2 separate regions of the Homo sapiens genome follow, and region 1 is linked to region 2. Evidence: chromatin loops called from intact Hi-C (ENCODE). Cell type or tissue: MCF 10A. All regions are shown on one strand. Links, peaks and the distances in the headings refer to the core of each region. The heading gives the core; the rest is flanking DNA.

What was found. Hi-C counts contacts between places; a loop is a spot of excess contacts. Peaks named below come from ENCODE experiments on the same cell type or tissue, not always from the same donor. Only the 100,000 strongest peaks of a DNase experiment are listed, where the experiment ranks them.
Region 1: it touches region 2 in a loop (13-fold over the local background); 4 of 110 quality-filtered maps call a loop at or near these places.

The regions. Positions count from the first base shown.
Region 1 is chr2:35,105,536-35,121,318 of GRCh38, forward strand. No RefSeq gene overlaps it. Among named protein-coding and RNA genes, the nearest start is that of MIR548AD, 360 kb to the right of the region's middle. In MCF 10A, for the core only: a CTCF peak has its summit at 9,431 (motif pointing left); no DNase peak of the experiment used is centred there.
Region 2 is chr2:34,087,445-34,103,227 of GRCh38, forward strand. All of the region lies in intron 4 of LINC01317 (long intergenic non-protein coding RNA 1317), which reads left to right. Among named protein-coding and RNA genes, the nearest start is that of LINC01318, 28 kb to the left of the region's middle. In MCF 10A, for the core only: a CTCF peak has its summit at 9,294 (motif pointing right); a DNase peak (open chromatin) is centred at 9,327.

The DNA.
Region 1 (15,783 bases), core at 4,570-12,569, 1.0 Mb after region 2:
AGTTACTTGTAATACTAAATATGCACTTACCATATGATGTAGAAATAGCACACTTGGGCATTTATTTCAGAGAAATGAAAACTTATTTTTATACAAAATCTGTGCATGAATATTCATAGCAGATTTATTTGTAATACCTCCTGAACTGAAAATGATCCAAATGTCCTTCTAAATGTGAATGATTAAGCAAATTGTGATATATCTGTATCATGAAATACTACTGAGCATTACAAAGAATAAACTTGATACATACAACAGCCAGGATGGAATCTCTTAAGAATTATATTGAATAAAAAAGCCAGTCCCAAAATATTGGAAATGGGTGTGTGAATATAAAAGAGCAGCATGTTGGAAACTTGTGGTGATGGAATAGTTTTGTGCCTTGTTTGTGGTGGTTATGATACAAGTCAACACAGATGATAAAAATGCATAGAACAGATGCCAACATAAATGAGTGCATCTAAAACAGAGGTTTACATAAACTCTGTGGATTATACCAATTTCAACTTTCTGGTTTTGAAATTACATTGTAGTTATATGCAAAATTACCACTGGGGGAAACTAGGTGAAGAGTACACAAGTCCACTCCTTACATTATTTTGTAACTTCCTATGAATCTATAACTACTTAAAACCTTTAAATTTTTTTTTTTTTTTTTTTTGAGACGGAGTCTTGCTCTGTCACCCAGGCTGGAGTGCAGTGGCATGATCTCAGGTCATTGCAAGTACTGCCTCCCGGGTTCACGCCATTCTCCTGCCTCAGCCTCCCAAGTAGCGGGGACTACAGGTGCCCACCACCGCACCTGGCTAATTTTTTGTATTTTTGGTAGAGACGGGGTTTCACCATGTTAGCCAGGATGGTCTCAATCTCCTGACCTTGTGATCCGCCCACCTTGGCCTCCCAAAGTGCTGGGATTATAGGTGTGAGCCACCGCACCCGGCCAAAACCTTTAAATATTTAAAGTAAATGATGAGTGAAATCACAAATGTTTTCCATAAACCTTTTCTACTGGGTATGGCTGAAGACTTGGGGATATAAAAATTTATTAATTGATGATATCACTAAAATTACTAGCTTAAAGAAGACATACACTATATTGCTTGTTGCCTGTCAGAGCTACTTGAAAAAAAAAAAAACAATAAAACAAACAAATAAAAAAACCTTGCCTATGTTATGTCATTTTGCCAGTCACTTTCTAGGTGAGAGTAAAAAGACATTTTGACTATATCTCTGCAGTATTTGCTTCTTCATCTAGACATAAGCTTTGATATATACATGTAGCTTCTTGGAAGATGGGAAGTCAAATCAATATTTTATCAATTTTTTTGTTATACTTTAACTTTTAGGGTACATGTGCACAATGTGCAGGTTAGTTACATATGTATACATGTGCCATGCTGGTGTGCTGCATCCATTAACTTGTCATTTAGCATTAGGTATATCTCCTAATGCTATCCCTCCCCCCTCCCCCCATCCCACAGCAGTCCCCAGAGTGTGATGATCCCCTTCCTGTGTCCATGTATTCTCATTGTTCAATTCCCATCTATGAGTGAGAACATGCAGTGTTTGGTTTTTTCTCCTTGTGATAGTTTACTGAGAATGATGATTTCCAGTTTCATCCATGTCCCTACAAAGGACATGAACTCATCATTTTTTATGGCTGCATAGTATTCCATGGTGTATATGTGCCACATTTTCTTAATCCAGTCTATCATTGTTGGACATTTGGGTTGGTTCCAAGTCTTTGCTATTGTGAATAGTGTTGCAATAAACATATGTGTGCATGTGTCTTTATAGCAGCATGATTTATATTCCTTTGGGTATATACCCAGTAATGGGATGGCTGGGTCAAATGGTTTTTCTAGTTCTAGATCCCTGAGGAATCGCCACACTGACTTCCACAATGGTTGAACTAGCTTACAGTCCCACCAACAGTGTAAAAGTGTTCCTATTTCTCCACATCCTCTCCAGCACCTGTTGTTTCCTGACTTTTTAATGATTGCCATTCTAACAGATGTCAGATGGTATCTCACTGTGGTTTTGATTTGCATTTCTCTGATGGCCAGTGATGATGAGCATTTTTTCATGTGTCTTTTGGCTGCATAAATGTCTTCTTCTGAGAAGTGTCTGTTCATATCCTTTGCCCACTTTTGGATGGGGTTGTTTGTTTTTCTCTTGTAAATTTGTTTGAGTTCATTGTAGATTCTGGATATTAGCCCTTTGTCAGATGAGTAGGTTGCAAAAATTTTCTCCCATTCTGTAGGTTGCCTGTTCACTCTGATGGTAGTTTCTTTTGCTGTGCAGAAGCTCTTTAGTTTAATTAGATCCCATTGTCAATTTTGGCTTTTGTTGCCATTGCTTTTGGTGTTTTAGACATGAAGTCCTTGCCCATGCCTATGTCCTGAATGGTAATGCCTAGGTGTTCTTCTAGGGTTTTTATGGTTTTAGGTCTAATGTTTAAGTCTTTAATCCATCTTGAATTAATTTTTGTATAAGGTGTAAGGAGGGGATCCAGTTTCAGCTTTCTACATATGGCTAGCCAGTTTTCCCAGCACCATTTATTAAATAGGGAATCCTTTCCCCATTGCTTGTTTTTCTCAGGTTTGTCAAAGATCAGATAGTTGTAGATATGCGGCATTATTTCTGAGGGCTCTGTTCTGTTCCATTGATCTATATCTCTGTTTTGGTACCAGTACCATGCTGTTTTGGTTACTGTAGCCTTGTAGTATAGTTTGAAGTCAGGTAGCGTGATGCCTCCAGCTTTGTTCTTTTGGCTCAGGATTGACTTGGCGATGGGGGCTCTTTTTTGGTTCCATATGAACTTTAAAGTAGTTTTTTCCAATTTGTGAAGAAAGTCATTGGTAGCTTGATGGCGATGGCATTGAATGTGTAAATTACCTTGGGCAGTATGGCCATTTTCACGATATTGATTCTTCCTACCCATGAGCATGTAATGTTCTTCCATTTGTTTGTATCCTCTTTTATTTTACTGAGCAGTGGTTTGTAGTCCTCCTTGAAGAGGTCCTTCACATCCCTTGTAAGTTGGATTCCTAGGTATTTTATTCTCTTTGAAGCAATTGTGAATGGGAGTTCACTCATGATTTGGCTCTCTGTTTGTCTGTTGTTGGTGTATAAGAATGCTTGTGATTTTTGTACATTGATTTTGTATCCTGAGACTTTGCTGAAGTTGCTTATCAGCTGAAGGAGATTTTGGGCTGGGACAATGGGGTTTTCTAGATATACAATCATGTCGTCTGCAAACAGGGACAATTTGACTTCCTCTTTTCCTAATTGAATACCCTTTATTTCCTTCTCCTGCCTAATTGCCCTGGCTAGAACTTCCAACACTATGTTGAATAGGAGTGGTTAGCGAGGGCATCCCTGTCTTGTGCCAGTTTTCAAAGGGAATGCTTCCAGTTTTTCCCCATTCAGTATGATATTGGCTGTGGGTTTGTCATAGATAGCTCTTATTATTTTGAGATATGTCCCATCAATACCTAGTTTATTGAGAGTTTTTAGCATGAAGCATTGTTGAATTTTGTCAAAGGCCTTTTCTATATCTATTGAGAGAATCATGTGGTTTTTGTCTTTGGTTCTGTTTATATGCTGGATTACATTTATTGATTTGCATATATTGAACCAGCCTTGCATCCCAGGGATGAAGCCCACTTGATCATGGTGGATCAGCTTTTTGATGTGCTGCTGGATTCGGTTTGCCAGTATTTTATTGAGGATTTTTGCATCAATGTTCATCAAGGATATTGGTCTAAAATTCTGTTTTTTGGTTGTGTCTCTGCCAGGCTTTGGTATCAGGATGATGCTGGCCTCATAAAATGAGTTAGGGAGGATTCCCTCTTTTTCTATTGATTGGAATAGTTTCAGAAGGAATGGTACCAGTTCCTCCTTATACCTCTGGTAGAATTCAGCTGTGAATCCATCTGGTCCTGGACTCTTTTTGGTTGGTAAGCTATTGATTATTGCCACAATATCAGATCCTGTTATTGGTCTATTCAGAGATTCAACTTCTTCCTGGTTTAGTCTTGGGAGAGAGTGTATGTGTCGAGGAATTTATCCATTTCTTCTAGATTTTCTAGTTTATTTGCATAGAGGTGTTTATAGTATTCTCTGATGGTAGTTTGTATTTCTGTGGGATCGGTGGTGATATCCCCTTTATCATTTTTTATTGTGTCTATTTGATTCTTCTCTCTTTTTTTCTTTATTAGTCTTGCTAGCAGTCTATCAATTTTGTTGATACTTTCAAAAAACCAGCTCCTGGATTCATTAATTTTTGAAGGGTTTTTTGTGTCTCTATTTCCTTCCGTTCTGCTCTGATTTTAGTTATTTCTTGCCTTCTGCTAGCTTTTGAATGTGTTTGCTCTTGCTTTTCTAGTTCTTTTAATTGTGATGTAAGGGTGTCAATTTTGGATCTTTCCTTCTTTCTCTTGTGGGCATTTAGTGCTATAAATTTCCCTCTACACACTGCTTTGAATGTGTCCCAGAGATTCTGGTATGTTGTGTCTTTGTTCTCATTGGTTTCAAAGAACATCTTTATTTCTGCCTTCATTTTGTTATGTACCCAGTAGTCATTCAGGAGCAGGTTGTTCAGTTTCCATGTAGTTGAGTGGTTTTCAGTGAGTTTCTTAATCCTGAGTTCTAGTTTGATTGTACTGTGGTCTGAGAGACAGTTTGTTATAATTTCTGTTCTTTTACATTTGCTGAGGAGAGCTTTACTTCCAAATATGTGGTCAATTTTGGACTAGGTGTGTTGTGGTGCTGAAAAAATGTATATTCTGTTGATTTGGGGCAGAGAGTTCTGTAGATGTCTATTAGGTCTGCTTGGTACAGAGCTGAGTTCAATTCCTGGGTATCCTTGTTAACTTTCTGTCTCGTTGATCTGTCTAATGTTGACAGTGGGGGGTTAAAGTCTCCCATGCTTATTGTGCGGTAGTCTAAGTCTCTTTGTAGGTCACTCAGGACTTGCTTTATGAATCTGGGTGCTCCTGTATTGGGTGCATATATATTTAGGATAGTTAGCTCTTCTTGTTGAATTGATCCCTTTACCATTATGTAATGGCCTTCTTCGTCTCTTTTGATCTTTGTTGGTTTAAAGTCTGTTTTATCAGAGACTAGGATTGCAACCCCTGCCTTTTTTTGTTTTCCATTTGCTTGGTAGATCTTCCTCCGTCCTTTTATTTTGAGCCTATGTGTGTCTCTGCACGTGAGATGGGTTTCCTGAATACAGCACACTGCTGGGTCTTGACTCTTTATCCAATTTGCCAGTCTGTGTCTTTTAATTGGAGCATTTAGTCCATTTACATTTAAAGTTAATATTGTTATGTGTGAATTTGATCCTGTCATTATGATGTTAGCTGGTTATTTTGCTCGTTAGTTGATGCAGTTTCTTCCTAGACTCGAAAGTCTTTACATTTTGGCATGAGTTTGCTGTGGCTGGTACCGGTTGTTCCTTTCCATGTTTAGTGCTTCCTTCAGGAGATCTTTTAGGGCAGGCCTGGTGGTGACAAAATCTCTCAGTATTTGCTTGTCTGTAAAAGATTTTATTTCTCCTTCACTTATGAAGCTTAGTTTGGCTGGATATGAAATTCTGGGTTGAAAATTCTTTCCTTTAAGAATGTTGAATATTGGCCCCCACTCTCTTCTGGCTTGTAGAGTTTCTGCTGAGGGATCCGCTGTTAGTCTGATGGGCTTCCCTTTGTGGGTAAGCCGACCTTTCTCTCTGGCTGCCCTTAACATTTTTTCCTTCATTTCAACTTTGGTGAATCTGACAGTTATGTGTCTTGGAGTTGCTCTTCTGGAGGATTATCTTTGTGGCGTTCTCTGTATTTCCTGAATTTGAATGTTGGCCTGCCTTGCTAGATTGGGGAAGTTCTCCTGGATAATATCCTGCAGAGTGTTTTCCAACTTGGTTCCATTCTCCCTGTCACTTTCAGGTACACCAGTCAGACGTAGATTTGGTCTTTTCACATAGTCCCATATTTCTTGGAGGCTTTGTTAGTTTATTTTTATTCTTTTTTCTCCAAACTTCCCTTCTCACTTCATTTCATTCATTTCACCTTCCATCACTGATACCCTTTCTTGCAGTTGATCGCATCAGCTCCAGAGGCTTCTGCATTCTTCACGTAGTTCTCGAGCCTTGGCTTTCAGCTCCATCAGCTCCTTTAAGCACTTCTCTGTATTGGTTATTCTAGCTATACATTTGTCTAAATTTTTTTCAAAGTTTTCAACTTCTTTGCCTTTGGTTTGAATTTCCTCCTGTAGCTCAGAGTAGTTTGATCATCTGAAGCCTTCTTCTCTCAACTCGTCAAAGTCATTCTTTGTCCAGCTTTGTTCCGTTGCTGGTGAGGAACTGCGTTCCTTTGGAGGAGGAGAGGTGCTCTGGTTTTTAGAGTTTCCAGTTTTTCTGCTCTGTTTTTTCCCCATCTTTGTGGTTTTATCTACTTTTGGTCTTTGATGATGGTGTGATGTACAGATGGGTTTTTGGTGTGGATGTCCTTTATGTCTGTTAGTTTTCCGTCTAACAGACAGGACCCTCAGCTGCAGGTCTGTTGGAGTTTGCTAGAGGTCCACTCCAGACGCTGTTTGCCTGGGTGTCAGCAGCGGTGTCTGCAGAACAGCAGATTTTCGTGAACTGCGAATGTTGCTGTCTGATACTTCCTCTGGAAGTTTTGTCTCAGAGGAGTGCCCGGCCGTGTGAGGTGTCAGTCTGCCCATACTGGGGGGTGCCTCCCAGTTAGGCTGCTTGGGGGTCACGTGTCAGGGACCCACTTGAGGAGGCAGTCTGCCTGTTCTCAGATCTCCAGCTGCATGCTGGGAGAACCACTGGTCTCTTCAAAGCTGTCAGACAGGGACATTTAAGTCTGCAGAGGTTACTGCTGTCTTTTTGTTTGTCTGTGCCCTGCCTCCAGAGGTGGAGCCTACAGAGGCAGGCAGGCCTCCTTGAGCTGTGATGGGCTCCACCCAGTTCGAGCTTCCTGGCTGCTTTGTTTACCTAAGCAAGCCTGGGCAGTGGCAGATGCCCCTCCCCCAGCCTCGCTGCTGCCTTGCAGTTTGATCTCAGACTGCTGTGCTAGCAATCAGCGAGACTCCGTGGGTGTAGGACCCTCCAAGCCATGTGTGGGATATAATCTCCTGGTGTGCCGTTTCCTAAGCCCGTCGGAAAAGCACACTATTCGGGTGGGAGTGACCCGATTTTCCAGGTGCCGTCTGTCACCCCTTTTCTTGACCAGGAAAGGGAACTCCCTGACCCCTGGCACTTCCCGAGTGAGGCAATGCCTCACCCTGCTTCAGCTCGTGCACGGTGCACTGCACCCATTGTCCTGTGCCCACTGTCTGGCACTCCCTAGTGAGATGAACCCAGTACCTCCAATGGAAATGCAGAAATCACCCATCTTCCGCATCACTCACGCTGGGAGCTGTAGACCGGAGCTCTTCCTATTCGGCCATCTTGGCTCCTCCCTTATCAATTTTTTAAGAAGTAAATTTTAAAATTTCTTGACCCCCAAAAAAGAAATGAAAATACATCATTCCACAATCTATCCAATGCAGCAAAAGCAGTATTAAACAGAAATTTTTTAACAGCAAATGTATACAAAAAATGTAGAAAGACTTCAAATCAACAACCTAATGGTATATCTCAAACAAGAAAAAATCAAAACCAAAATTAGTTGAAGGAAAGAAATGGGAAATATCAGAGCAGAAAATAAATGAAATTGAGACTAAAAAAATACAGAATATCAACAAAACAGAAAATTTTTTGCTTGAAAACAAACAAAACCAATAAACCTTTAGCTATAATAAGAACAAAAGAGAGAAGACAACAATAAATTAAAATGAAAAATGAGGCAAAACAACTGAGGTTACAAAAGTATAATAGAAAGAATTATTAGAGGCTATCATGGAAAACTATAGGCCAACAATTTGTGAAACTTATAAGATTAAAAAATTCCTGTAAACATACAACATATGAAGACTGAACCAACTAATAATTAGTAACAACATTGAAATTGTAATAAGTTTATCATTAAGGAAAAGCTTAAGGCCTGATATCTTCACTGTTGAATTCTACCAAACATTTAAAGAAGACTGATACCTACTCAACTCAAAAATTTCAAAAAATTGAAGAGGGGAGAATACTTCCATATTAATTCTATCAGGCCAATATTACCATAATGCCAAAATTACAAGAAGAAGAAAAAACTATAGGCCAATATCAGTGAGGAACATAGATGCAAAAATCCTAAAGAAAATGTTAGCAAACTAAATTAAACATGTTAAAAAGACCACTCACCATGATCAAGTTGGATTCATCTCAGATATGTAAATATGGATTAACATATGCAAATGAATAAAATGATATGTAACATTAATATAATCAGCAATTATAAATCATATTATAGTTGTAATAGATGCTAAAAAAGCATTTGATATAATTCAGCATTTACTTATGATGAAAACTCTCAAGATACTGGTTATAAAAAGGACATACATAAAAATAGTAAAGGTCGTATATGACAAACTCACAGGTAATACAGTAAATGGGGAAAATTGAAAGCCCTTTCTCTAAGACCTGGAAAAGTAAAAAGATGCCCAATTTCACCACTTTTATTTAACATAATTTTGAGAGTCCCGGCCAAAGAAATTAGGCAAGAGAAATTAATAAAGGATATCCACATTGGAAAAGAAGAAGTCAAATTAGTTTGTTCACAGATATCATAATTTTATACTTAAAAAAAATCTAAAGAATCCATCAAAAATACTATTATAACTGATAAATAAATTCAGTAAAGTTGCAGGATCCAAAATCAACACATGAAAAGCAATAACATTTATATACTCCAACAGTGAACAATCTGAAAAAGAAACCAAAAACGCAATCCCATTTACAATAGCTACAAAAATTATAAAATATCTAAAAAGAAATGTAGTTGAAGAAATAGATCTATACAAGGAATACTATAAAATCCTGCTAAAAGGAATTGAAGAAGACACATGGAAAATGAAAAGACATTTCATGATATTGTATTGGAAGAATTAATATTGCTAAAATGATAACAACATAAAATACACTACAAATTCAGTGCAATCCCTATCAATAGCAATGACAATCTTCACAGAAATAGAAAAATATCCTAAAATTTATGTGCAATCACGAAAGACAGTGAATAGCCAAAGCGCTTTTGAGCAAAAGCAACAAAGTTGGATTGGGGCAGAGCAAGATGACAGAATCATTCCCCCTACAAGAACACCAGTTTAACAACTGTCTATACAAAATAAACACTTTCATAAGAACCAAAAATCAGGTGAGTACTCTCACTCACAGCACCTGAGTGTAACTTCATATTGCTGAAAGAGACCCTGAAGAGGTAAGAAAATCAGTCTTAAATTGCTGTCAGCACCCTTCCGCCACCCAGTGGCAGTGGCAGCATGATGTGGAGAGTGTTTCTGTTTGCTGAGGAGAGGGAAAGCACACAGCCATTGTGAGGCATTGAAGTCAGTTTCACCCTGTTACAGAAGAAAAGAAAACCGGACCAAACTCAGCTGATGCATACCCACAGAGGGTGTATTTAAACCAACACTAGCCAGAGGGGATTCACTGATAATAGCAAGCTGAACTTGAGTGCCCACAAGCCTTGCCACCATACACAAAAGTGCTCTGGGACCCCAAATAATCTTTAAAGGAAGTCTAGGCCACAAGGACTACAAGTCCTAGGCAAGTCCTATGGCTGAACTGGGTCCAAAGCCAGTGGACTGGGTGGGGGTTGGAGGGGGGCAGATACTGCCTACTGAGACAGCTGGGCAACTAAAGGAGTGCTGGTATCACCCCTGCCCTAACCCCAGGTTGTAAAGCTTGTGACTCTAAGAGAACCCTTTCCTCCACTTGAGGAGAGGTGGGAGAAAAGTGGGGAGGACTTAGTCTTGCATCTTGGATTACTAGCTCTGCTACAGGAGAATAGGGCACAATCAGAGTCATGAACCCACCTTTCCAGGCCCTAGCTTCTGAATGACACTTCTAGACACAAGCTGGGCCAGAAGGAAGCATGCTGCCTTGAAGGGAAATACCCAGTCCTGGCAGGATACATCACCTGCTAATTGAAGAGCTCTTGGGCCCTAAATAACAAGTAGCAATGCCCAGGTATTACCTCCAGTGTTTTGGGTGAGACACTGAGACTTGCTGGTTTCAGGTGAGACTCAGCACATTGCCAGCTCTGGTGGCTACAGGGCAAGACTCCTTCTATTTGAGAAAAGTGGGAAAAGTTAAGGAGACTCTGCCTTGAACCTTAGGTACCAGCTTGGCCACACAGAGATAGAGTGCCAAGTGGGCACTTGTGGTCCCCATTTGCAGGCATTGGCTCTGGGACTACAGATCTGGACCTGTCCTGGGCCAGAGGGTTGCCCATTGCCCTGAAGGATGAGTCCCAGGCCAGGCATCATTCAACACAAACTGACTGAAAAGCTGCTGGACTTTAAGGGAGCATTGGTAGTAGTCTGGGTAGACCCCATGGGCCTGTGGTAGTGATAGACACAGGATGAGGCTTCTCTGCCTTTGAAAAGGAGAGGGAAGAGTGAGAAGGACTGTGTCATGTAGTTTGAGTACCAGCTCAGCCACAGTCTGGTAGAACACCAGGAATAATTCTAAGTGTTTTACTCCAGTCTCTGACTCCTGGATGGCAACTCTGGACCTGCCCAGGGTCTGAAAAGACTTGCCACCCTAAAGAAAAGGACACAGGCTTGGCTGGCTTTGTCACCTGTTGATTGTGGTGCTCTAAGTCCTTGAGCAAACATAGGTTTTTACCAGGAAGTGGTTACAGCAGGCCTTGGGTGAGACCTAGTGTTGTGCTAGCTTCAGGTCTGAGCCAGTACAGTCCTAGTGCTGGTGGCCAAAGGGTGCTGGTGTCACTCCACCCTCAGCTTCAGGTAACTCAGAACAGAGAGAGAGAGACTCTGTTCATTTGAAAAGAAGAGAAGAGAACAAGATTCTCTACCTCATCATCCAGAGTATTCCTCCAGATCTTGTCCAAGACCATCAAGGTGGTGCCTCAATGAATCTGCAAAAACCACAGTGTTATGGGGCTTGGGGTACCCCCATAAGCAGATACAGCTTAGATCATAACACCCAAGTCATTTCAAATATCTGGAAAGCCTTCCCAAGAGGGATGGGTTAAAACAAGCCCAGACTGAGAAGACTAAAATAAATCCTAACTCTTCAATGCCCAGACACAAACAAACATATGCAAATATCAAGACCATCCAGGAAAACATGACCTTACCAAATGAACTAAATAAGGAATCAGGGAGCATTGTTGAGACAAATATATGTGACCTCTCAGACAAATAATTCAAAATAACTGTGTTGAGGAAAATAAATAAATTCAATATAACACAGAAAAGGAATTCAGAATTCTATCAGACAAATTTAAGAAAGAGATTGAAATGATTTTTTTAAAATGAAGCAGATATCCTGGAGCTGAAAAATGCAATTAGGATATTGAAGAATGCATCAGAGTCTCTTTAGAGCAGAACTGATCAGGCAGAAGAAAGAACTGGTGATATTGAAGACAGGCTATTTGAAAACACACAGAGGAGACCAAAAAGAAAAGAAAAAAAATGAAGCACACCTACAATATTTAGAAAACAGCCTCAAATGGCAAGCCTAAGTGTTAGTGGCCCTAGAGGAAGTAGAGAAAGAGATAGGAGTAGAAAGTTTATTTAAAAAGATGTAACAGAAAACTTCCAAAACCTAGAGAAAGATGCCAATATCCAAGTACAAGAAGGTTATAGAACACTTAGCAGATTTAAACCAAAGAAGACTACTTCAGGGCATGTAATAATCAAACTCCCAATGTCAAGGATAAAGAAAGGATCCTAAAAGCAGCAAGAGAAAAAAAAATAACAAAATGGAGCTCCAATATATCTGGCAGCAGACTTTATAATGGAAACCTTACAGGCTAGGAGAAATGACATATTTAAAGTGCCAAAGGAAAGAAACTTTTATCCTAGAATAGGATATCTAGAGAAAATATCCTTTAAGTACAGAGAACAACAGCTGAGGGATTTCATCAACACCACACTTGTCCTATAAGAAATGCTCAAGGGAATACTTAAATTAGAAAGATAATCAGTAAGATAACATCTGAAGGTACAAAACTCACAGGTAATAGTAAGCGCACAGAAAAATACATAATATTATAACACTGTAACAGCAGTATGTAAACTGCTAGTATCTTAAGTAGAAACACTAAACTATGAACCAATTAAGAATTGTAACTATAACAACCTTTTAAGACAGATAGTAGAGTAAATTATAAATAGAAACAACAATGTTAAGAAGTGGGAGGATGACATTAAGGCATAGAGTTTTCATTAGTTTACTTTTTGCTTGTTTGTTTATATAAACAGTGAGGTTTTTATCAGCTTAAAATAATAAATAAGGTTGTATTTGCAAGTGTCATGGTAACCTCAAACCAAAACAAAAACCAGATACATAAAAAATAAAAATCAAGAAATTAAAGCATACTACCAGAGAAAATCACCTTCAGCGAAAGGAAAACATGAAGAAAAGGAAGAAGAAAGAAAATACTACAAAAATAACCAGAAAACAAATAACAAAGTGGCAGGGGTAAGTTCTTATTTACCAATAATAACATTGGATGTAAATGGACTAAACTCTCCAATCAAAAGACATAGAGTGGCTGAATAGATTAAAAAAAAAAAAAAAAGACCAAATGATCTGTTGCCAACAAGAAACACATTTCACCTATAAAGACACACGTAGGATGAAAGAAAAAGTGATGGAAAAGGATATTCTGTGCCAATGGAAACCAAAAAAGAGCAGGAGTAGCTATATTTATATCAGACACAATAGTTTTCATGACAAAAACTATATAAAGAGAAAAAGAAGAGCAATATGTAATGATAAAAGCAGTACTAAATGGGAAGTTTATAGCTCTAAATGCCTACATTACAAATAATTAAAAACAGTCAAATAAATAATCTAAGGATACATCTGAAATAACTAAGTAAGCAGGGGCAGACCAACCCCAAAATTTTTAGGAGAAATAAAATAATAAAAGTCAGAGCAGAAATAAATTACAATTAAAATTAAGACAATATAAAAAATCAATGAAACGACAAGTTGGTTTCTTGAAGAGTTAAACAAAATTGACAAACTGTTAGCCAGACTAAGAAAAAAAGATCCAAATAAATAAAATCACAGATGAAAATGAAGACATTGCAGTGAACATGATAGAAATTCAAAGACTCATTACAAATTCCATGAGCAGTTGCCAATAAATTGGAAAATCTAGAAGAGATGAACAAATTCCTAACACATACAGCCTACCAAGATTGAACCATGAAGAAATCCAAAACCTGAACAGATAAATAACAAGTAATGAGATTAAAGCCATACTAAAATATCACCCAATAAATAAAAGCCTCCAATCCGATGGCTTCACTGCTGAATTTTACCAAACATATAATGAAGAAATAATATCAATCCTACTCAAACTATTCCATAAAATAACAGATGAGGGAATACTTCCAGACTCACACTATGAGGCCAGTATTACCCTGATAGCAAAAACAGATGGCACATTAAAAAAAAAACAATAAACAACAACAACAACAACAACAGCAAAACTGCAGGCCAGTATTTTTGATAAATATTGATGCAAATATTCTCAATGAAATACTACCAAACAAAATTCAACAATACATTAAGAAGATCATTCATCATGACCAAGAGGGATTTATCCAGGGATGCAAAGATGGTTCAACATACACAAATTAATCAATGTAAAACATCACATAAACAGAATAAAGGACAAAAATTCTATGATTGGCCAGATGCAGTGGCTCACACCTGTAATCCTAACACTTTGGGAGGCCAAGGTGGGCAGATCACTTGAGGTGAGAAGTTCCATACTAGCCTGGCCAACATGGTAAAATCCCGTTTCTACTAAAACTACAAAAAAAAAAAAAAAAAAAAAAAAACAAAGTTAGCCAGGCGTGGTAGCATGTGCCTGTAGTCCCAGATATTCACGAGTCTGAGGCAGAATAGCTTGAACCTGGGAGGTGGAGGTTGCAGTGAGCCGAGATTGAACCACTGCACTCCAGCCTGGGGGACAGAGTGAGACTCCATCTCAAAACTAAATAAATAATAATTTTATGATTATTTCACTTGATACTAAAAAAAAATTAATAAAATTTAACATCCCTTCATGACAAAAACCCTCAATAAACTGGGTATGGCAGGAAAATACCTCAACACCCAAAAAAAATAAATAAATAAAAAGCCATATACAATAGACCTGCACCTAGTATTATGCTGAACAGGGAAGAACTGAATGACTTTCATCTAAGATCTAGAGCACGACATGGTTGCCCCTTTCACCATTGATATTCAGCATATTACTGGATATCTTAGCTAGAGCAATCGAAAAAGATTTTTTAAAAAAGGACACACAAATTTGAAAAGAAGAAGTAAAACTATCCTTGTTTGCATATGACATAATCTTGTACTTACTAAAAGATAGTCTCTACAAAAAAATCTATAACTGATTAAAAAAACTGTAACAAATTTACTAAAGTTTCAGTATAGAAAATCAACATGCAAAAATCAGTAGCATTTCTGTATGCCAACAGTGGACAGTGTGAATGGAAATTAAGAAAGTAATCTCATTTATAATAGACACAAATATTATAAAATTAAATACCTAGAAATTAACCAAAGAAGTGAAAGACCTATGATATAGAAATCCATGTATTTACAACCATTTCATTTTTTAAAGGTAGCAATAACATAGAATGGGGAAAGACCAGTCTCTTCAATAGATATTGCTGGGAAAACTGCTAACTATACACAGAAAAAAGAAAATAGACTTCTATCTCTCGCCATATGAAAAATCAAATAAAAGTGAATTTGTCATAAATAATAACTGAAACTTTGAAACCTCCAGAAAAAAAAAATGGAGAAATGCTCCAGGACATGTGTCCTGGCATTTTTTTTTTTTTTTTTTTATCTAAGACCTCAGAAGCACAGGTAACCAAAGCAAAAATAGACAAATGGTATCACATCAAGCCAAAAAGCTTCTGCACAGCAAAGGAAACAATCAATAAAGTGAAGAGACAACACAAAAAATGGAAGAAAGTATCTGCAAACTATCTATCTGATAAAGCCTTAATAACCAGAAAATATAAGGAGCTCAAGCTATTAAATAGCAAATAAAAATCTGATTTAAAAATATGCAAAAGGTCTGAATAGGCATTTCTCAAAAAGTTGTATGAATGGCCAACAGGTATATGAAACAATGCCCAATAGTGAAGATAATCAGAGAAATAAAAAAAATCCTCAGTGAGTTACCATCTTATCCCAGTGAAAATGGCTTTTATCAACAACAACAAAAAATAATAATAATGAATGCTGGTGAGGATACGGGGAAAGGAGAACCCTCATATGCTGTTTGTGGAGATGTAAATTAGTACAGCCACTATGGAAAACATATGGAGGTTTGTCAAAGAACTAAAAATCAAACTATCCCACTGCTTGGTATATACCCCACAAAAGGAAATGTGTATATGAAAGAGATATCTGTACTCTCCTGTTTATACAATAAATTTTGAGAAACACGGAACTAACACACCTGTCAAATTACGAATAATAGGAGTTAATCGATATTACAAGTCTAAATCTTATTCTCTTAAGCACTGAGATTTCTGAAAATAAAGATGCAACTTATTAGGTTGGCGCAAAAGTAATTGCAGTTT
Region 2 (15,783 bases), core at 4,580-12,579:
TTGCATAGAAATGCTACTGATTTTTGTATCTTGACTTTGTATGCTGCAACTTTACTAAATTTGTTTGTAAGTCCTAACAAGTTTGTTGGTGGAGTCTTTAGAGAAACTCTTTTAGTCTTTATAATATGTTGTCTCACAAAATTTGATAATTATTAAATGTAACATTTTATTAACAATGCATCTCTTAATGAGATGAATATACATTTTTAAAAAGTGTTGTTTACATGGGCAAGCATTGTTTATTAGTAGAATGGGAGAAGGTTTAGTATCAGATTTATTCCTAAATTAATAATTTGTTTGTTTTTCATAGTTTAAAGACTAAGGACATGTATTTATATTAACAAGCAGATGGGAATAGCAGAAGGATGGTTATATTAATTTTGTCCAATTACATGAACTTCAGCATTATATATCTGAATCACATCATCTATAATTTAAAATAAATAATTTTAAATTACCAACTTATTTTTGAAAGTAGTGAACTGGGAGGAGACTGACCTGCCAAATGTTTTTATCAATTGGCTACTACTAACAATTGCATGAATACTAAATCCAGGAAAAAAATAGCATAAATTTACAAAAATTAATTTATATACATATTCTTGTTGCAGAAATGTAAATAGGATGTTAAATCAAAGACTTTCAAACATAGAAACATGTCACTCAGATAAAATTCTGTGGGAGAAGTGAAATGGAAATACAAATTAAGGTTAAAAACGAGTCATGTGAAATATTAATCATTTAAAGAGGAACTTATTCACGTATTTTTATAATGCATGGCACATATTAAATTGCCATAGTAAGTATATTAAATATATTACATTTTTAAAGTGATATATCAGTTTTAAATTTTCAATATTTACAACATGGTAAAAATTATATTCTTAGCATTTACTTGATCTTCCAGTGAGAAATTAGATGTTAATCTAAAATTTTCTTTACTCTTTTTTTTCTTTGAGACGGAGTCTCGCTCTGTCACCCAAGCTGGAGTGCAGTGGCACAATCTCGGCTCACTGCAAGCTCTGCCTCCTGGGTTCATGCCATTCTCCTGCCTCAGCCTCCGGAGTAGCTGGTACTACAGGTGCCTGCCACCACGCCCAGCTAATTTTTTTGTATTTTTAGTAGAGATGGGGTTTCACCGTGTTAGCCAGGATGGTCTTGATCTGACCTCGTGAACCGCCCACCTCGGCCTCCCAAAGTGCTAGGATTACAGGCGTGAGCCAACATGCCCGGTCTAAAATTTTCTTTCCTCTTAGCTACACTCTTTCCAGAACCTTGTACTATTATTTTTAACTTTGCTGTTTATTCTTTCCAGGCATTGGGCTCCAGTACTGTTTTCATATAATCAGGTTCCATAGTCCATTGTACATGTTTCCATTACCTCAAGGCCTGTTCATCTCTTCCTTCCTTCCTTATTCATTTCTTGCTTATGCCCTTAGTATTTTGCGCCATTCACAATTAATCATACTTCTTGGAAAAGTTTCAATTTTGAAACTGGATAAAAATTATTTTTTCAGATAAGTCTGCATTTCTCAGTTGATGATAGTTAAAAAAAAGCAAATATTGACTGGTCTGACTGTATGTTAAATAGTTTTAGTAAATGTTTATGTACTAAATATTTTAAATAAAAGCAGAGGTTATTAGAGTGTATAAATATCAAGATTTAATTGTATACTGTCTACAAGAAAACCACTTTTTATTTATTTATTTAGAGACATAGTTTCCCTCCGTCACCCAGGCTGGAATGCAGTGGCGTGGTCTGCAACCTCTGCCTCCTGGGTTCAAACAATTCTTGTGCCTTTGACCTCCTGAGTAGCTGGGATTATAGGTGCACCCCACCACACCCAGCTAATTTTTTTGTATTATTAGTACAGATGGGGTTTCACCATGTTAGCCAGGCTGGTCTCAAACTCCTGGCCTCAAGTGATCTGCCTGCCTTGGCCTCCCAAAGTTTTGGGATTACAGGCGTGAGCCACTGCGCCTGGTCGAAAACCACCTGTAATATAAAAATACAGACGGGATACAAAAGAAATGATAGGGAAAGATATTCCATACCAACACTAATCATAATAAAGTTATATAAAAAATTAATCAACAATACATAAGAATACAATATTATGTACACAATAACCTATAAAAATGCATGAAGGAAAAACTGATAGAACTGAAAGGAGAATTAGGCAATTTCAGAATTACAGTTGGAGATTTCAAAACTCCTTTCTCAGTAATTGATAAAGCATGTAAACAGAAAATTAGTGAAGATATAGTAGGTTTAAACGACACTATCAAATGAGTTAAATCAATTCACATTTATTGATTTTTCTGTCCTCAAATAACAGAATACTTTGTTTTTAATTTTCTGAACTATACGTGTAATGCTCATTAAGATAGGAGACATTTTGGCCATAAAACAAGTCTCAGTCAATTTAGAAGTATTGAAATAAAACAGCATATTCTCTAACCGTAATAGAATCGAAGTTACTTTATTCTATGTAAAGTTCTAAATGCCACTAACAAAAGGATATATAGAAAATCTCAAAATTTTAAAAATTAAGGTAGATGGTTTTAAATAACCAACGGATCTAAGAAAAATTGAAAATGAAATTTTTTGTTAATGAAAAGGAATGCACCTAAAGCAGTATTTATTATTTTAGAAAATAATAAAGGCCTAAAATCAATTATTTAAGTTTTCAATTTAAGAGAAAAAGAAAAACACCAGACCCAAAATAAGTACAAGAAAGTAAATAATGAAGTACTAAAATTATTAAAAAGGGATGAGAGAAATCAATGAAGCCAATACCTGGTTTCTCAAAATAGCAATAAAATTGAGAAATGTCTAGTTAGATTGAGCAAGAAAAAAGAGATGACGTAAGTTACCGTATCTGAAATAAAACAGGCAGCTACTTATCCTACATACATTAAAAATAATAAAAGAGGCTGGGCGTGGTGGCTCACACCTGTAATCCCAGCACTTTGGGAGGCCAAAGTGGGCGGATCACCCGAGGTCAGGAATTTGAGACCAGCCTGGCCAACATGGTGAAACCCGGTCTCTACTGAAAATCCAAAAAATTAGCCAGGCATGGTGGCAGGTGCCTGTAATCCCAGCTACTCGGGAGGCTGAGGCAGGAGAATTGCTTGAACCCAGGAGGCGGAGGTTGCAGTGAGCCAAGATTGTGCCACCACATTCCAGCCTGGTCGACTGAGTGAAACTCCATCTCAGAAAAAAATAAATAATAATAATAAAAGAATATTGATAAAAATGTATTCATTATATTTAAAAACATATACAATTGGTAAGTACCTTGAAAGGAACAGGCTACCAAAATTAATGCAAGAAAAAAATTAAATGTGTTTATATTTTAGAAACACCTGTAGGGCCAAATGCTTCATAGGTGAGTGGTATAAAACACTTAAGGCATGAATTATACTCATTTTATATAAACTCTTTCAGAAAATTAAAAAGGGCAAGCTTCTTAACTTATTTTATGATACTAATACATTAGTCTCCCCCTTATCTGCAGGGGTATGTTCCAAGACCCCCAGTGGATGCCCAAAACTGTGGGTATTACCAACCCATGTGGTTACTGTAATATGATTGTTCACATACATGCATACCTATGATAAAGTTTAATTTGCAAATTAGACATAGTGAGAGATTAACAACGATAATAATGGAACAGTATAACAATATTTTGTAATAAAATTATGTGGCTGTAGTCTCTCTTTCTCAAAATATCTTATTATACTGTACTCACCCTTCTTGGAATGATGTGAGTTGATAAAATGCCTACACGATGAGATGAAGTGAGATGAATGACATAGGCATTGTGATGTAACATGAGGCTGCTGTCATCTGCTTTGGGTGATCCTGGGTCATCAAGCCATGATGATGTTGATGGTTGGATGTCAGAAGCAGATGTTGATGTCTAACAGGTGGGCAGTTTCTACAGAATGGATCTGCTGGACAAAGGGATGCTTCCTGTCCCTGGTGGAACAGAGTGGGATAGTGAGAAGTTTCATCACATTACTCAGAATGGCATACAATTTAAAAGTTATGCATTTTTTATTTACCGAATTTCTGATTTAATATTTTTAGACCACAGTCGACCTCCAGTAACTGAAACTGCTGAAAGCAACACCATGGATAAGGGGATACTACTGTATTATCCTAATGAAAAACCAGAAGGTAGACATTATGGGAAAAGAAAACTACTTAATCATATCCCTCACAAACATTAATGTTAATATCTTTGGTATAATATTAGCAAAATAAATCCAGCAATATATAAAAATGATAATATGCTAAAACTAAGTGGAGTTTATCCAAGGAATGTAAAATAAGATTAATATTTAAAAATTAAGATTCTAGTTTTATCCAAGACTGAATAAGTTCACTACAGTCTAGCTCTGTATCCCACTCACTGAAATGAAAAAATTCTGGAAGGAAAACACACACACACACACACACACACACACACACACACACACCCATCTCTAGCTGGGAAGTAAACAACAGTAGACAGATGGGGAGGGAGCAAAAATTAATGAGTGACCATAAATGGGGTAAGGCTAAACCTCAGATATATCTCTTTTCCTGGACAATAAAGAATACTATAAGCAATTCTATGTTCATAAATTTTATAACTTCAATTGAAGGGTTAGCAAACTGTGGCCTTTGGGCCAGTTTAACCGGTTGTGTTTTTATAATTAAAATTTTGTTAGAAGACAACTACATGTTAATTTATTGTCTATCGCTGCTTTCATGGTACAACATCAGAGCTGAATGCTTGTGATAGAGACAGTATGATCTGTAAACCTGAAATATTTACTGTATGGTCCTCTATCGGGAAGATTAGTTCACCTCTGACTTTCTTTCAGGGTCAATCTTAAGTCAGATATTATGGAATTATTCTTGACTTGGTATCAAATCTATCAGCAAATATATTGGTTCTACCTTCAAACAGAATCCAGAACTCAAATATTCCTCTTTATCCTTACAGCTAATCTTCTGTTCCAGACCACAATTTGCTCTCACCTGAATTATTGCTGCGCATTTCTCTACGGTTTATGTTGGTTGGTTTGCTTTCTTCACTACACCTCTGCACTCCTTATTAACCACTGAGAAGCAAAACTGATTTGTTTGAAATGGAATTCTGCTCATAACCTTCCTGTGTCTTCCCAGTTTGCTTAGAGTAAAAACCAAAGTCCTTACAATGTCCAAAAGACCCAACATAATACTCCCATCTACTTAGCATCTCTACATCCAGCATTTGATATATCTTATTTCCTGCTCCAACTCATTTCCTGATACTCTTCCTGATTGACCCACTTTAGCTCCATTGGACTCTGAGCAGTTCCTTGAAAATGTCAGACCCTCTTCTGGTCAGGTTTTCAGCACTGTGCTTCAGATTTCTACTCAAATGTCATACGATCAGTGATATCTTTTGTGAGCACTCACAGTTACAGTGTTATCCTCCAAATCCCCACTCTCCCTTCACTTTACCTTGTTATATATTTTTTTCAGTATTCATCACCATCTAACAATAAAAAATATTTATTGATGAATATAGAAGCATATATAATACTTGCTCGAGAAAAAACATTTAATATTGAGAAATTTTTCAATATATATTCGGAGAAATACATGCTCCCCTGAATAGTCCCCAATTCTGTAAGTAAATTATATATATATATGTGTGTGTGTGTGTGTGTGTGTGGAAAAGGATGTATAGGTTTACCAAGATTTTACTTCTTTGAGGAAGAATGAGTGGTTTTGCTTTTCTTCTTCAACTTTCTACAGTTAGTTTATTATTTTATAAATGGGCCCAAATATTATAAAAATGCAAATGTATTAACTGAAAAAGGTGGTTAATTGAGAGAACTCTTTATCTTAGTCCTTCTGTTTGGCATTAGGAACAGATATTTATAGGGCCCTGAGTTCAGGGACTTCAAACAGCAGATATGTTTCCAGACAAGCTATTCTTGAATGTGTACTGCTGAGGAGGTACTTATTTTAAGGGGCTGGAATATGGGTTGAGGACATCACATTATCTGCAATTGTCTCTTTTTTTTTTTTTTTTTTTTTGAGACAGAGTTTCACTCTTGTTGCCCTGGCTGGAGTGCAATGGCGCGGTCTCAGCTGACTGCAACCTCTGCTTCCCGGGTTCAAGGGATTCTCCTGCCTCAGCCTCCCAAGTAGCTGGGATTACAGGCGTGAGCTACCACGCTCAGCCAATTGTCTCCTCTTTTTAAACCTATGTTTAGGTGTCTAATCATTCAAACTATCTTTCAGAGGGACGTAATTTTAATAATTTAAGATCATTCAAATGTAGCAATTCACACTCCACATTAATTTGATAATTACTTTTGACAAGATTACAAATTTAATTATTTAAATACATGACTAGACTTTTGACATGTGTAAACTGTGGATATATTATTCATGCCTCAAGTCGTCTTCCTGTTTTCATCAGGGCTTCAAATAAACCAAAGCCTTAACACCACGTGGATTGCTTTCACTTCTAAATATATCTATGTGAAAACTTCACCGACCACAGCTAAACTAGGTGTTATCAGCTAATTGTACTGTCAATTTTAGATTAACAGATTCCAGGAGAAGGTGGGAAAGTCTAATAACCCATGGCTGAGAAATTTGTTTACATTTTTTCACCTTCTGAAGAATTAGTGAGCATTGTCTTCAGAGATGTTCCAAGTTGAAACAGCATGTATGTCCTAAATAGAATAACAACTTTTTAAACAAAGTGAGTTTACTTCAAAGAAATGTACCTTTGTGAAAAAATAAATGGAATTGTACAATTTTAAAGTTCACTAGCCACTAAAATTACTTGTCACTGTATAGAAGAGTCATTTAGACGTCTCACTCATTTGGTTCCATAAGATCTGATATGAAAATACATCGCCAACTCTTGTTTGAATTCGAACAAATGGGTATTTATTTACTACACTACCAGCCACAGAATTTGATGACCCTAGTGTTACGGGAAGTAGAATTTCTAAAGTTTTCCTTGGAAAACTCTTTCTTGGTCTAATTTTTGCAGACACATACATTTCTTGGAAGTTTTCTGGCCGCTTCCTCTAATAAAGTGATAACTGCTATAATCTCTCTATCTCTATAGCCTCGTGGCATCTAATATCTGTTAACTCTTGTTGTTGAATAGTCTACAAATTCAGATGTTTTCTCCACAGAACTCCTATGTCCTGCCACAAGTCTCCCTTCCTCCATTGATTTTTGTGTTCATGGTAAAGGGGAATCTCCTGACTAGAAGTGTAAAATTAGCCAATTGTTAGAAGTAATGAAAATAAGTAGAATAGATTCCTTGTCCAATGTTGACTGGGAACCTAATGATGCTTTTGAAAGCCTGCAGGAAATAAGGGATAAGCTCTTGGCCAACAGACCTTGGAAGGGAGAAATAACTTCCATTGGCAGTTGGAACAGATGGTATCTTTATATATATATATATATATATTTTTTTTTATTATACTTTAAGTTCTAGGGTACACGTGGGCAACGTGCAGGTTTGTTACATAGGTATACATGTGCCTTGTTGGTGTGCTGCATCCATTAACTTGTCATTTACATTAGGTATATCTCCTAATGCTATCCCTCCCCCTCCCCCCACCCCATGAGAGGCCCCAGTGTGATGTTCCCCTTTCTGTGTCCAAGTGTTCTCATTGTTCAATTCCCACCTATAAGTGAGAACATGCGGTGTTTGGTTTTTTGTCCTTGCAATGGTTTGCTGAGAATGATGGTTTCCAGCTTCATCCATGTCCCTACAAAGGACATGAACTCATCCTTTTTTATGGCTGCATAGTATTCCATGGTGTATATGTGCCACATTTTCTTAATCCAGTTTATCATTGTTGGACATTTGGGTTGGTTCCAAGTCTTTGCTATTGTGAGTAGTGCTGCAATGATGGCATCTTAAGCATGACAGATTTCCCACCATTCCAACTAGGATCAATACTCAGTAGCATGAAATAAATTGGCTAGCAGTTGAGTGAGAATTCTGCCTATTAGTTTGATTTAGGTATTGGTTGATTTGCATAGTTTTGCCATGATACTTTGTTTCAGTTCATTACTTGTGAGTGGATTCAATAGCAACCATCCCAAGGATTGTGTGAGGACCAGCTCATTGACATGAAGTTGAAACTGGAAAGATTTGAAAAGAAAGAGCAAGTGAATTGAAGGGGCTAAACTACATCTCTATGTTGGCTTTCTTCCTCTGTGGATATTCAGATAAAGCAATTTCATAGGCAGCACTTTTCTGAAACAGAGAGTAAGTGAAGGAAATTGGCAATGTATATGGAAAAGAGACCAATATTTATCATGAGTTTACTTTATACCTAGTGTTTTTCAACTGGAATTCTTTTAATTCTTACTGCAGATCACACAGTAGGTGACAAAACCTGGCTTCAAATCCATGTTTGAATCTGAAAGCCATTCTTTTTATCTTTCAATTACATCGTGGATGGTCAGTCTTCCATTAGCCTTTAGCTCTTTTCTTCCTCAAAACATTATGCCTGAGCCCATTCTTAAAGGTTTTTCTCCTCAGGAAATTCTTGTGTTCTCAACCTGGAATACTGGTATATTATATTCATTGAATATAAGAGTTAATTGCATTTTAACTAAAAACCCAATAACAATGCAAAGAGATAAATTTCTAATGATGAATTATGAGATAATTTATTTACCTACTCATGCAACAATGAGCTATTCACCAAGCATCTATTATATGCCAAGTACACTGCTAAGTACTGAGAAAACAATAGTGAACAAAAAAATGACAGTTCTTGTTTCAAAGAGCATAGAGCTTCATAGGAACAAAGACACTGATCAAAGAACACATAAATTTATATTAAATTATGATTGCTAAGACTGATACAAAAAAAGTTAAAGGATGCTTATAATATTAGAGACTTGGGTTGCAGGTTGGGTTCCCTGGAAGCAGACTTCTAAGATGAAAATTAATGCCTAGGATGTTTATCAGGGAGTATTGTTGAGATCCACACTAGTAGGAGGAAGAAGAAGAAACAACTGGGCTAAGGTGGAAGTTGGGTTGTGATGCAGGCTCCATGAAGGCCTCAGCTGACCTACTGGGAACCATGATACTTAGATGAGCCTTTAGAGTTGCCTCAAGTTGGAATGAGGGTCCAGGTCTTTATATTCCACATCAGTTAGTCATTGGACTTCTGCTGGTTCAGAAGGGCAGTATTTTGATGACAGGGTAGAATGTATGGAAGTGGACACAACTCTTTCCTAAACATTTGGCTTAGGTAGGGAGGAGAAAGATAGAGAATGGCCGCTAGAGGGCAGTGTAGACCACAGTGAACTTTTATTTTCAATAGAAGTATTTGAGGCATGGTTGTATTGAAGAAGAGAGGCTGCATGGAATATTACTGGGGGAGATGCTTCTAGGTAGGCATTTTAAACATATCTCACCATAAAACAATCTTTGTGTATATCCCACTTTGTTCTTGACCTGGGTATAAATAAGTATGGTACACATAGACTTAAAACTTTACACTCTTAAATATTGTACTTCCTACCTTTTTCAAGATATTTACTGGTAGACCTACCTCAGTAAAGGAGGAAGATGAAGGTTAAACATGGTAGCATGAGTCATAGTCTGTATATGGGATAAAAGAGAAATGTATTTGGCATAGAATATTGGGAACAATCATTTTAGGATGTCGAATCGTTCTTCACAATCATACCAGAAGATGTGACTATTGATTAATCCAGAAATATAATTTTGTGCCTTTGCTGTAAGTATTAGAAATTTATCTGGTATAATTTGAACCAGCAGGTATGACTAGTCCCAAAAAGAGGAGGTCTCAAGATGCAACAGCTACTGGGTATGGTGATAGGAAATTACATCAGATATTAAGACTCAGGGTTAAGCTTATCAGTAATCTGGATGTATTTGGAATTGAAAGTAGGGAAATATGAATTTTAAACTTTATGACACTAATATTCTAAACATGTCGCTGTACCATTTAATTATAAGGTGCATTAGTCAGAATTCTCTAAAGAGACAGAACCAATAGGACAGGTAAATATATGAAGGGGAGTTTATTAGGAGATTTGACTCACACGATCACAAGGTGAAGTCCCACAACAGGCTGCCTGCAAGTTGAGGGGACAGGAAGCCAGTCCGAGTCCCAAAACCTCAAAAGTAGGGAAGCTGATAGTGCAGCCTTCAGTCTGTGGCTGAAGGCCCAAGAGCCCTTGGCAAATCACTGGTGTAAGTCCAAGAGTCCAAAAGCTGAAGAATTTGGAGTTTGATGTTTGAGGGCAGGAAGCATCCAGCATGGGAGAAAAATGGAGGCCAGAAGACTTAGCCAGTCTTGTCCTTCCACGTTCCTCTGCCTGCTTTCATCCTAGCTGTGCTGGCAGCTGATTAGATGGTGCCCACTCAGATTCAGAGTGGGTTTGCCTCTCCTAGTCCACTGACTCAAATGTTAATCTACTTTGGCAACACCCTCACAGACACCCAGGAACAATACTTTGCATCCTTCAATCAAGTTGACACTCAATATTAACCATCACAGGAGGAATTTGACTGTATCCACTTTCTCTCTGGGTATTCTGTTGTTTTCACCAAAACATTCATGGAGAAGGGCCATAGTATGTTTATTCATTCAACAATTTTTTTTTTTTCAATGTGTATTGTGAGATTGGCGCTGTGCTAGTAGCAGAACATAGGTTAGTAGGGGACAAAAGGATATAGAACTGTCTTGTGTGGGAATACAGACAATGGCATATAAAAGTATCAAGCTGTACTGATTGCTACACATGCTTTAAAGTGAATTAAGTGCCATGGTAGAGAATAATAGAGCAGGAATGACATGGTAGGTGAAGGAACCCACTTTAGACACAGTGGTCAGAAAAGATTTTTCCAAGCAGTTGACTCTTATGCTAAGACCTCAGGGTGAGATTGAGCCAGCTACAGGAAGTGGAAAAAGCATCCCACGGAGAGGGAACTGCATGCATGAAGACCCACAGGCAGGAGAGGCCTCGGAGGTAAAAGGAACTGAAGATGTCCAGGAAGACTTAAAAGATTGCAGAGTAAAGAAGGAGTCACATCACAAGAATCCACTGGGAGCCACATATCAGAAGCAGAAATTTTATTTTCAGTGCAATGGGAAGCCATCACAGGGTTTAAGAAGAAGGACCTCATGATCTGATCCACACATTAAAATGATCTTTCTGGCTGATTCGTGGAGAATAATTGTGGTAGCAGAAAGAATAGAAGCAATAGTCTATGTAAGAAATGATGATGGTATGGGAAGAGAAATGATTGGATTGAGTTATAGTTTGGAGGAAAAAAGTGGCAGAAAATATTAATCAATTGAGTGCGGGATGTTAATGGAGAGAAATAAATCCTGAATGACTCCCAGATTTCTAGATTGAGCACTTGGATGAACTACAACACAATTTACCGGAAAGGAAAAAACTTAGGAGAAAAAGATTCGAGGAGAGATGGACTACTAAGTATTCAACTGTGGGCACGTTATGCTTCAGATACCTATAAGCCATCAAAGTGGATATTTCAGGTAGGTAATGGGACATGTGTATGTTTAAAGATGAGAACAATGATCTGTGTGAGAAATAAATTTTGGAGTTGATGACACTTAAATGATATATAGTCAGAGTAAAGCATAAGATCATTTAGAAAAGAAAATGACCAGGGGAAAAAATGAAAATCCATCACAGAGCTCTGAGGAACTCCAAAATTTAGATTTCAGGTGGATGAAATAGAGATCTTGGTGCTGAAGTGAGAATTATCCTGGTATGACAACATGATATCTGGTTACATTTTCAAAATGACAGGAATGCAAAATAACAGTTTCCATTTATGAAGCACTTACTGTGGCAGCCGCTCCTCCAAGTGCTCTGCCTACATTGACATATTTTATCCTCACTACAATCTTATGTAGCAGGTACTACTGCTATCACCCTCATTATAGAGATGAGGAACCCAAAACCTAGAAAGAATAATTGCTATAGTCTGAATGTTTGCGTCCCTCCCTTGCATATTCTTGTGTTGAAATCCTAAAGCCCACGACAATAGTATTAGGCCATAGGGGATTTGGGAGGTGATTAGGGTCATGAGGCAAAGCCTTCATGAATGGGATTAGTGCCTTTATAAAGAGAACCAACAGAGACCTCTCACCCACTTCCAGCATGTGAGGAAACAGCAAGAGGGCACTATCTATGAACAAGGAAGGGGCCCCTTACCAGACTCTGAATTTACTTGTACCTTGATCTTGAACTTCCCAGTCTGCAGAATTGAGAGAAATAAGTTTCTGTTGTTTATATGCCATGCAGTTTATAAGATTTTGTTGTAGTAACCTGAACAGGCTGAGACAATGACTAACTTGCTTAAGGTTACAAATGGAGTCAAGATTTGGATGCAAGCAGCCAGGCTCTAGAGTCTGCTCATAATTATGTAACTATTTTGCCTCATAAAATGCTCTTTACACATTGTATAGTATATTATCCCAGGTAGCATAGGTTTTGAAACCAGGCTAAATCTAAGGATGCGCATAACTAGTAGCATCTTGGCATGGTTTGCTTTAAACAATTAGATAATTCACCGTAAGGGGAAAGAAAGCCAGAGTGCACAAGTATTAACCAAGGATAAAGTCTCATAATAGCATCTGTTTCTTGATAATTCTCTGACAAGTACAATGAATTCTGGTCCTAGTGATAGAAAGCTGCAAGCAAAAATGGGTTAGTGTTTCCATGCTCTCTCTCAGACAGTGGGAGCACGAGGCAAACTCTGCAACCAAGTGTAACACGGAAGTAGGTGTCTGTTCCTTCATTTCAGCTGAATCCACAGAGTGGTTTCTGGGTCTGGAGGGCTCAGGCATAGTGGCTGGGGCTTTCAGCCCTTGGATTCTTTGGGAATTTAGTGGTAGCAGATCAAGGAGACAGCGGCTTTGGTTATGGCAGCGTGTGTTCTACAGCAGCTTCATGGACTCTGTGTGAGCTTCGTATCATGTGGGAGAAACTTTATTGTGGATTTTCAGGTATCAGAAAGTTTAGAAGACATTCTGGGAGACAGAATAAGGGATAGAAAAAATAATATAAACCATGTGTGTCAGCTACTAAGTTATTTTTTCTTGGCTCCACATTCACCCTTGTAAATTCACCTCGAGTTGCTGGAGAGCAACTCTGAAACCATGTCTGCTTCCAGCTGGGTCCATGTTAGGCTCTGCCAACAGGAGATACCAGAGGGAGACTTCAGAGCTGTAGGAGAAAAGAGATTTTCTCGTTCATCTTTGCTTCCTGTGAACTTCCTGTCTGCTTGCTGTTCTTGGGGGTGTCACTTCAGCCTTACTTTTTTTTGCCCCAGCTACAGCAGCACCTTCCTATAGAAGCAGCTGAACCCAGATTGAAGTTTCCAGCACCTGAAGAAAAAGCTTCTTTGTCTTGTTCTTAAAAATCTGGGTCTAAGTTCTATGGTGCCCTCCTCCAAGCTCAGAGACACCAGCAGGCCAGCAGTCTTTCCTCAAATGGCTGAGTTTCAGCTTCACAGGATCCCTTGTAGGTTTTAATACTTCCAATCTCTTCCTTTTGTTCCCTGGCTTTTGGAGTGATAGCTGCCTCTTGCAGGTACTATTCTCATTATACTTTAGAGATCTCTTTTTATTCTTTGATTTTTCTAGTTATCAACTACTTATCTAGTTAAGGCATCTTTGTATTAAATTTTCCCTGTTCAAATAACTGATGTGGTTTCTGTCTCTTGCCTGGGCCCTGATGGATACATCATGTGTGTTGATGAGAATGCATTAAACCCACGGACAGGAAGGATACTGCCAGAAATGGTTGTGAAAAGAATTTACCTGCCATCTGGTCCTCTCCATAACATGACTATTTGCTTTCCTAAGGCTGTCAGGAGAATCTCTGTGGGTTCAAAGCTCTTTCTTCCAGAAGGGTCCAGTCCCTTTTATGGGATCACCTGGTTAGGTCAGGTTTACCTAGGATAATCTCCCTTTTGATTAACTCAATGTTGATTTACTTGGCACTTTACTTAAATCTGCAAAATCCCTTCAGCTTTGTCAGCTAATTTAACCTAATCATGGGAGTAAGATCCCTCATATTCACGGACCTACTCATATTCAGGGAGAGAAGATTATACAGAGCATGTGCAATGGGGGTGGGAATCTTGAGATCTACCTTACGATTCTGCCTACCAGAAAGACGGTAATTACCTACCAAGGTGAGTTGGCTTCAACCTCCTGAATCCTGAACATACTTGGGATCATCTGGGCATGGTTAATTTGTATGTTTCTCATTTAAGTATGTAGATTGGAAGCTACTTCAATCTAAGTGATCTCATTTACCCTTCCTCCAGAGTAGACCACAGCTGCTCTAGAACTGAATCGCGAGAGCACATGCTGAGTGAGTTGATTTGGCAATGGACGCATACTCCATTCTATCTGAACGCTAGTTGAAATGGTTTTTGCAATGGCATTGCTAAGCTGAGTTGAAACTAAAATGTTGCAGCTTGTGGAAATCCCAGAGGTGGCAGAAGCTCAGAGTGAATGATTACCTGAAAAGCCAGCATAACCTTTTGCAACATACATAAGTTCACAATATAGATTCATTATAATTTTTCGTCCAAAGTAATGCATATCTTCTATTACCATTATTAGTTTACTAACTAGTACCTTTTATATAGCAAGTATGCAGCAGATATTTGTTAAACCAAATTGCCTTTTCAGAATGGTTGCTTATATGTATCTGAACCAGCACATACACAATTAGAATTACCATGACCTTGAGCTCTCCCAAACTTGCTTTTAAACTATTAAAAGTATAAAAACATCAAATCGCTTTTGTCTAGATAATTATATTTCTGACTAAAGTGACCACTGTACCTTTAGAAATCATGCTCATTTGTCAGTAGCAAGTACTGTAATTATTCACTGTATTGTTCACAAGAGTGAACAACTTGCTTTTTGTCATCCAAAGGCTAAACAAAATAAAATTACCCAATAGCTCTGCAGTGAGTTGCTGAAGGTATTTCATTCCCGTGGTGCTTATGAGTAATCCCATGCATAGAAACAATACCAAAAAAGCATTCTTATCTTTTGAGACAACAATAATTTCCCATAGTTCTCAGGACTCATTTGGTCTTGCCACATTGTTTTCCAAAAAACATTGTTAGTTCCTTGGGTTATTAATAGGAGTTACTGACAAGAAGGTTTCTGTATTAGTTCATTCTTACACTGCTATAAAGAAATACCCGAGACTGGTTAATTTATAAAGAAAAGAGGTTTAATTGGCTCATGGTTCCACAAGGTGTACAGGAAGCATGGCAGCATCTGCTTCTGGGGAGGCCTCAGGGAGTTTTACTCATGACAGAAGGCAAAGCAGGATCAGGCATATTACATGGCAGGTGCAGGACTGGGGGTGGCGGAAGTACTAACACATTTTTAAACAACCAGATCTCGCGAGAACTTTATCACTATATAGTACCAAGAAGGCAGTGGTGCTAAACCGTTCATGAGAACTCCACCCCCATGATCCAATCACCTCCCACCAGGCCCCGCCTCCAACAGTAGGGAATTATGATTTGACATGAGATTTGGTGGGGACACAGATCCAAACCATACCAGTTCCTGTTGCATAGAATGTTGGGAAAGGTAGCATGCTTTGCACTGAACCTACACCCCACCAAAGGATCACAATTTAAATTAGCAATTAAAAAACTCTAAGCCTTCATAAAAACAGGTATTTCTCAGCTAACT